2 separate regions of the Homo sapiens genome follow, and region 1 is linked to region 2. A link is a contact called in ENCODE POLR2A ChIA-PET data. All regions are on one chromosome and are shown on one strand. Each heading gives the region's core, a stretch centred on a gene start or an enhancer-like site at or near the end of the contact. The rest is flanking DNA. Distances are from core to core; before and after follow the strand shown. Region 1 overlaps NAA20 (N-alpha-acetyltransferase 20, NatB catalytic subunit). Region 2 overlaps RIN2 (Ras and Rab interactor 2).

Region 1 (3,533 bases), core at 860-3,359, 270 kb before region 2:
ATATTTGGGAAGTGAAATCAGTGACTGATAGGAGGTGAGGATGGGAAGGTAGGGAGTTGGAATAATAATGCACAGATGTATGGCTTTTGCTACTGGGTGAATATTATGTAAAGATCGTTAAACGTTTTCTTAAGTGTAAGACTGCACAATGTAGTTGGAGACACTGAACATCTTGGTTGGCTATAGAGGAGCTGTGCTTAGATTTTTAGAATGTTTTTCTACCAGTTTAGTTCTCACTGAGCTACAGTTGCTGCTTACTCACTCCCAGTCTTTCAGACCCAGCCCTTGTTCTTTCTGTAGTAGACTTTGATGTTATTTTGTAAAATGGAGGTAATCATCCGGATTTCCAGTAAAAATTCTTCACTCTGATATGTGAGTATATCACCCACGTTTGCTTATCTTTTCATTTTTTATTTCTGTAGTCTGATGCAGGCTGGGAAGAATACTTTGATTACATCTTTCCAGAAGATGCTGCCAACCAACCTAACCTCAAACTCCTGGCCATGGCCAAACTGTGGAAGAAACAGCAGCAGGAAAAGGAGGATGCTGAGCACCATCCAGATGAGGACGTCGATGAGAGTGAATCCTGATCTTTTTTTCATAGACAAATGTTTTGTTATTTTTATAAATTAATTGTTTGGAACTCTTGTGACTCCTGGAAGTTCTTATATATTTCACCAGTAAGAAATTGATTGGTATCTTTGATGGCTACTTTTTAAGTTATTTTTTAAATGCTCTTGGGTTAGCTAGGGGTAGGGATTGCAAGTAAAGGACTTTTTTAACTGCTGGATTTGTTTTTCCAACTGAGTCCAAACTTTTCTAATGTCTGTCCACATCATGCATTAGGAAATGTAATTAAGGTAACATTCTACAGTTACTTTTCATGTCATACCCATAAAGATAGTTTATGCATTCATCTGAAATGTGTAACTTTTTCATGTCTTCAGAGTCACAGACTTGAGTTCATTTCCCAGCTCTGCCACTCATGATTATATAACTTAATTTTCATTTTCCTCATTCACAAAATGGGCCAATAGTTTGACAGCTCATTTTGAAGATTACATTATAAAAGGAATATACCTGGTGGGTGCATAGTAAGTGCTCAGTAAATTGTTTGTTCTAAGCCACTTTTAAAAATGGTTTCATTCCTTGTAGAATTGAATGCGAGTGGATTAATAATTTACCTTACTTTCTTACTAGTGTCCAGTTATATTGTTTTTTAGAACAACACTTGGAAAATAATTTGCAGTGATTATATTTCTGAACAAGGTTCAGAAAACATTGTTTACTAAGAATTTAGTCTAATAATTTCAGTTAGGCGCTCATCAGTTCTCCAGAGTGGTTGAGTTTGTAATACCTTGTTTAAAGAATAATGGCTTGTTCACGTGTGTGCTATGAAAAATGATGTCCCATGTTCACATAAATTTGGGAAATTCTGGACTAAGACTTAAGTCTCGTTAATCAAATCTCTTTATAGTTAGGCTTCTGTACATTATGTATCTCCAGTAGCAATGTTGCCATATTATTTATTTCCCAAACTTAGTGGACAATGGAGTCATTTCTACCTAGAGTACCAGTAAACATCTCCCAGTGTGCTATAGTAGAAAATGTCTACTCCTCACTGCTGACATGTTAAACTTACTCTTGGTTTAGAGCATGTGTAGAAACACCTAAGGTAGCTCTATGCTAAATAATGAAGAGTAGCACAAGAATGAATGTATTTGCTGATACGTTGCTCACATTCTCAAGCAAAAATTCAACTGCATTAACCGATCTGAGAGTTTTCCTTTAACCTGGACTGTGTTTCTCAAGCACATTTTTTCTTTGTTCACTGCCCAAGGACTAGAACTGTATTTTTAAGGTTGTTTTCCCCTAAAAGGACCTTTAGTAAGCAAATTTATTATTAAATGTGCACATCTTATTCACCCAAGGGAATAAAAGCTACTTCGTAATGTTGTTACTAAATTTTATCTTGAAAATAAATAACAGTGTTTGAGGACAGAAGAAACTAGGACTGTTGTTGAGATAAAATCTGTTTTCAGCCTGACTGCTTTAGTCACTGGACGAGCATCAGCTACTGCGGTGTCAGATCACTTCTCGAGTAGAGGTCTGCCTAGTGAGTGAGCAGGAGAACATCATCTTAATAGCCTTTGGCTCACCCAGAGTCAGGGAGAGATGAAAATAATAGGTCAGAATGCAAGTGACTTAATCACAGTCTTCCTAGAATTATCTGTTTATGTTGCATGAATGCATAAGAAAAAAATTCTGTCATGTTCCCAAGGTAGAATTGTAATAAGCATGTGCCAGTGTGAAAGCTGGAAGGAAAAAAGCTATTCTCTAACAGGAGAACATAAAGATTCATTTCTCTCCCACCCTCAACTCCACCAAAGTAAATCCTTTCGATAGTAAAAGTTTAATAATTTCTTGTGGGTTTTTCTTTCGTTAAGTCTTTCACTAACTAACTAACTGGATATTTTCACATATTACAGAGGAAGACACTACACATAAAATACATGGTTGGCCTATGATATAGTTATATGGCCTTTCTTTAGGAATTATGTTCTTTTCCCTCTCCAAAAAAAAAAAAAACCTCAAGTTTTTTTTTTTTTTTTTTGGCTTTTTAGAAGGGCAGGATTTAAGCAAAGCATTGTGAAGAGGAGAAAAGATCTAGGACTAACAAACAAACAGTATAATGGTATGAACGCAGGTGACTGGGAAGAATTTACTACACGATAAGAAGGGAGCTTCTTAAGTATGCTGGACAGTGATTGCTTCAAGTGTGCATTTTTAAAATACTACGTATGGAAGTCACAATTTAATTAAACGTATCTTAAATGATGATGACCTTTCACAATCCTGATTTTTTTTTTTTTTTTTTTTCTTGAGGCAGGGTCTTACTCTGTTGCCCGGGCTGGAGTGCAGTGGGACGATCTCAGCTCACTGCAACCTCCACCTCCAGGGTTCAAGCAATTCTTGTGCTTCAGCTTCTGCATAGCTGGGATGCCCAGCTAATTTTTGTATTTTTTTTAGTATAGATTTTGGCCAGGCTGGTCTCAAACTCCTGACCTCAAGCAATCAGCCTGCCTTGGCCTCCCAAAGTACTGGGATTACAATCTGATTTAGTTTTACAAATGACTAACAAACTTCAGAAAACATTCATAGAGTCAATAATGTATTATACATCTTAGATTTATACATTTCATATATGCTTTTAAAGCTTCAATTAACAGTTCAATACAAAATTTAAAAACAAATATATGCAGCAGTGGTTCTCAGGCACAGAACTGAGGAGGAGACTGGAGCAAGTCTTTTCCCTAGCATACATACAGTGAATACTATGAACCATGAGAGTGGTATGTTTCCTTCTGACCTAGCTGCCTTTTTGATTGAATTTTGTTACAATGAACAGCTTTAATAGGTATGATATTGCTAACTGGAAACAATGAGATTTAAAATAAATTGATAACCTGTATTTTCTTGAAGTCTTTAAGACCTAAAATGATTACTTTTCTCCTAATAGAGCTCCAGAATCA
Region 2 (3,637 bases), core at 913-3,412:
CCTATGCATTCAGATACTCATGTGTATTTGAGTAAGGATTTGACAAACTACTAGCCTGGGTGGTGAGGGTGTGTGCTGTGCCCTGACCTAGTTAGAAGATTCTTCTTCAGATCTTCATATTCTCTGGTCTCCTAGACCCACAGCTTTCAATGTCCTCTATCCTATTCATTACTTACCCTTCAAGGAACTCAGAGCCAATAATAATAGAAACAGAAAGCTGGCCGGGCACGGCACGGTGGCTCATGCCTGTAATCCCAGCACTTTGGGAGGCCAAGGCGCGTGGCCAAGGCGCGTGGATCACCTGAGGTCAGGAGTTCAAGACCAGCCTGGCCAACATGGTGAAAGCCCATCTCTACTAAAAACACAAAAATTAGCTGGGCGTGGCGGTGGGCACCTGTAATTCCAGCTACTCAGGAGGCTGAGGCAGGCGAATCACTTGAACCCAAGAGGCAGAGGTTGCAGTGAGCCGAGAGTGCGACTTTGTACTCCAGCCTGGGTGACAGAGCGAGACTCGGTCTCAAAAAAAAAAAAAAAAAGAAACAGAAAGCAAAGTATTTCCAAGAAGAATATTTATATATCTATAGGTATCTTGTAATTATATTGAATATTTCCAATAAGGTCTAAAGGCATAAAAATCAGCACCAGAAGTGTGGGAAATAAGCACATAGAGGAGAGACGGTTTCTGGTGGGCCAGCATAACCTCTGAGGGGCCAGTAAGCCACACATGGCATCATGCTGTGTAATGTCAGTAAGAAACTCCTGCTCCTCATACGATCAGGAGGTCACAAGAAATGACAATGAATTATTCATAACAATCCACTCTGTCTGCCTGTGTGAGGATGAGAACAGGTATCCCACTCTGGCAAATGCTGCCACGCCCTGTCCCTGTGCCTTCAGAGTCCTAAATCATTTTCATGCACATTTGCAAGCCACAGCCAGCACCTGGGTCCCTGTCAGAGGATGCTCTCTATGGGACTCGCTTTGCCCGCATGCAGAGAGAGCTGGAAGCACTTGGGGCAACCCTTAGTCTGACTGATGCAGGGGTAGAGCGTCTCCAGAAAGCTGGCCTCCGATCTGGCTACTCTTGTGGGGCTCCCACTGTTTCCAGAGCATTCCAGTTTGCACCACTGCTCAGCTTCCTTGCCTCTGGCCCCCTTTCCCCACTCTCCTGTTTTCCTGTGAATATTTCTTCATCCATTTTCCATGAATCCTCACCTCGGGGTCTGCTTCTAGGGAACCTGGTCTGAGACCTTCCCTCATCTCCTGTTATAGACAAGGAGCCTGAGATGCTATTTAGATCAAAACATAGGGAGAGACCAGGCAGAACCTGGTTTGTTTCCCTCACAGACTTTCTCCATCGTGACACACAGTCTGGATCATTGGGACATGACGCTCTCCTAAGTTGTCCTCCACTTGTCCTGCAGGTACAGTTCTTGCCTCCCTCCCTGGACTGAAGCCCTCAGAGGGTCTGGGTCACATCCTCCGTCTCTCTCCATGTTTCGCAGGAGACTTGCATTGATTTTTTTTTTTTTTTTTGAGACAGTTTTGCTCTGTTGCCCAGGCTGGAGTGCAGTGGCGTGATCTCGGCTCCCTGCAACCTCTGCCTCTCAGGTTCAAGTGATTCTCCTACCTCAGCCTCCTGAGTAGCTGGGATTATGGGCACCTGCCACCACGCCCAGCTAATTTTTGTATTTTTAGTAGAGACAGGGTTTCGCCATGTTGGCCAGGCTGGTCTCGAACTCCTGACCTCAGGTGATCCACCCGCCTTAGCCCCCACAAAGTCCTGGGATTACAGGAGTGAGCCACCACGCCTGGCCAGGAGCCTCGCATTCTAAGTGGTGCCATAATGAACTCGCAGGAGCTCAGAAAACAGTACCCCAAAATGAGGGCCTCAGAAGCAAAAGTCATTCTCTGACCTCCTGCCCTCTGGTCTCTCAGTCCCATCCTCCCTGAGGCTAGCCAGAGAAACTAGAATTCTCCTTCAAAGTGGGTCATAGGACCCATAACCTCTTTTCCCCAGAGCCAGCCACAAAACCTAAACTTACTGCTGTAACTTTCCCTCCACCATTCTGTGTAAAAACTGGCCATAAAGAAACTGTCTGACCTACTGTGACTAACTATAGGTCATAAGAGCATTCCGGAGAGGGTCAGCTCCATACCTGGAAGAAAGGAATGCTGCTCAGAGAGACCAGGAGGAATCTAGACAGACAGGCCTTGCTGGATCTCCCCAAGCAGTCTGTTCGCACTCAATCAGACTGTTTGTCCAGTCACATTTCTACACGGCTGTCCATATTTGTTGAACCTAAACATAAACACAATTTCCCCTGTATTTTGGGTCTTCATTCTGAAGGCTCCTCTGTAGACACGTTAAGTAAATCTGTATGCCTTTTCCCCAATTAACCTGCCTTTTCTGAGTTGATTTTACAGCAAACCTTCAGCAGGTGAAGGAGAACTTTTCCCTTGGCCCCTACAAACTCCACGTTCCTTCCCTAGGTGCTCCAAGCCTCTCTTGTTTCTCACTCTTTTTTTTCTTTTTTTTTTTTTTCTGAGATGGAGTCTCACGCTATTGCCCAGGCTGGAGTGCAGTGGCGCGATCTCAGCTCACTGCAACCTCCGCCTCCCGGGTTCAAGCAATTCTCTTGCCTCAATCTCCCGAGTAGCAGGTGCGTGCCACAACGCCCAGCTAATTTTTGCATTTGTAGTAGAGATGGGGTTTCACCATATTGGCCAGGGTGGTCTTGAACTCCTGACTTCAAGTGATCTGCCTGCCTCAGCCTCTCAAAGTGCTGGGATTACAGGTGTGAGCCATCACACCCAGCTTATTTCTCACTCTTTGTACTTGCCGCTCCTGCCTGGAACCCACGTGTTATTAGTTAACACTGATGATTCCATCCACCGTAGCTTAGACATCTCTTCCATTGTGAATCCTTTTCTGATGCCCAGGAAAGGATGAAGTACCCCTTCTGTATGCAACCACATTGCCCTTGAATAGAAAGTGGTCTGGGAACCAACCTTGAATCTGCCCTTTCCTAGCCCTGTTCTTTGAAATGACTCTACCTCTGATCCCAACGTCCCATGGAAGCACAGTTTAAAAGAGGGAGAGTGCCTAAGCTGATACTAAAGTGTAGTAGGTTATTTGTATTATTTAGATCATATATGTGGTCTAAGGTCATCCTGTAAACTGTTTAGGGAAAGACATTAGCTGCAAATATTGGGGAAAACTAGGGTATGAGGTGTGCCCAGAGACAGTGTTTGTCATACGAAACACACACCATCTGTTAAGGCAGGAATCCCGGAATACAGAGAGGATGGGTGGGTGCCCCATCCATGACAGATGGCCAGGAGCAGCCTCCCACCATGAGGGAAGGACAGGGAGCTGTCTGACTGTCACTTCAGACATCAGACCTCACAGGACTGAGGGGATAAGAAGCTTTGAAGAAGCCACCCTAATAAAGCGCCTCCGTCAACCTAGGAGGACCATTCTCCCCATCTGTGCCTGGTCCATCCCACTGGCTGTCCCTCCTTCCCTCCCTCCCTCTGTAGCCTCCTTTTCTCACAAGCCATGAAACCTTCCAAAGGGTCTTGCCATCCATGAGGATGAAGTCACCTTCCTTCAACAACATTAGTCTAGCAGAGA

Evidence for each region. ChIA-PET counts read pairs that join two places held with the same protein, here RNA polymerase II (POLR2A).
Region 1: POLR2A ChIA-PET joins it to region 2 with 10 read pairs in activated CD4-positive, alpha-beta T cell. The contact joins two enhancer-like sites. POLR2A ChIA-PET finds 5 or more read pairs at or near these places in 4 of 52 experiments (A673, HEK293, Panc1 and 1 more).

What each region holds. Positions count from the first base shown.
Region 1 is chr20:20,033,252-20,036,784 of GRCh38, reverse strand. It overlaps NAA20 (N-alpha-acetyltransferase 20, NatB catalytic subunit), which reads right to left. Exons shown (of 6, transcript NM_016100.5): 6 at 3,130-3,533. CRNKL1 (crooked neck pre-mRNA splicing factor 1) reads left to right here. Exons shown (of 14, transcript NM_001278628.2): 14 at 423-2,417. The coding sequence ends at 590. Among named protein-coding and RNA genes, the nearest start is that of CRNKL1, 17 kb to the left of the region's middle. Within about 2 kb of position 2,109, at least 2 of the 41 ENCODE cell types and tissues checked have a DNase peak (open chromatin) inside an H3K27ac peak, as active enhancers do.
Region 2 is chr20:19,765,822-19,769,458 of GRCh38, reverse strand. The region is part of intron 1 of RIN2 (Ras and Rab interactor 2); the gene reads right to left. Among named protein-coding and RNA genes, the nearest start is that of RIN2, 9.4 kb to the right of the region's middle. Within about 2 kb of position 2,162, at least 3 of the 41 ENCODE cell types and tissues checked have a DNase peak (open chromatin) inside an H3K27ac peak, as active enhancers do.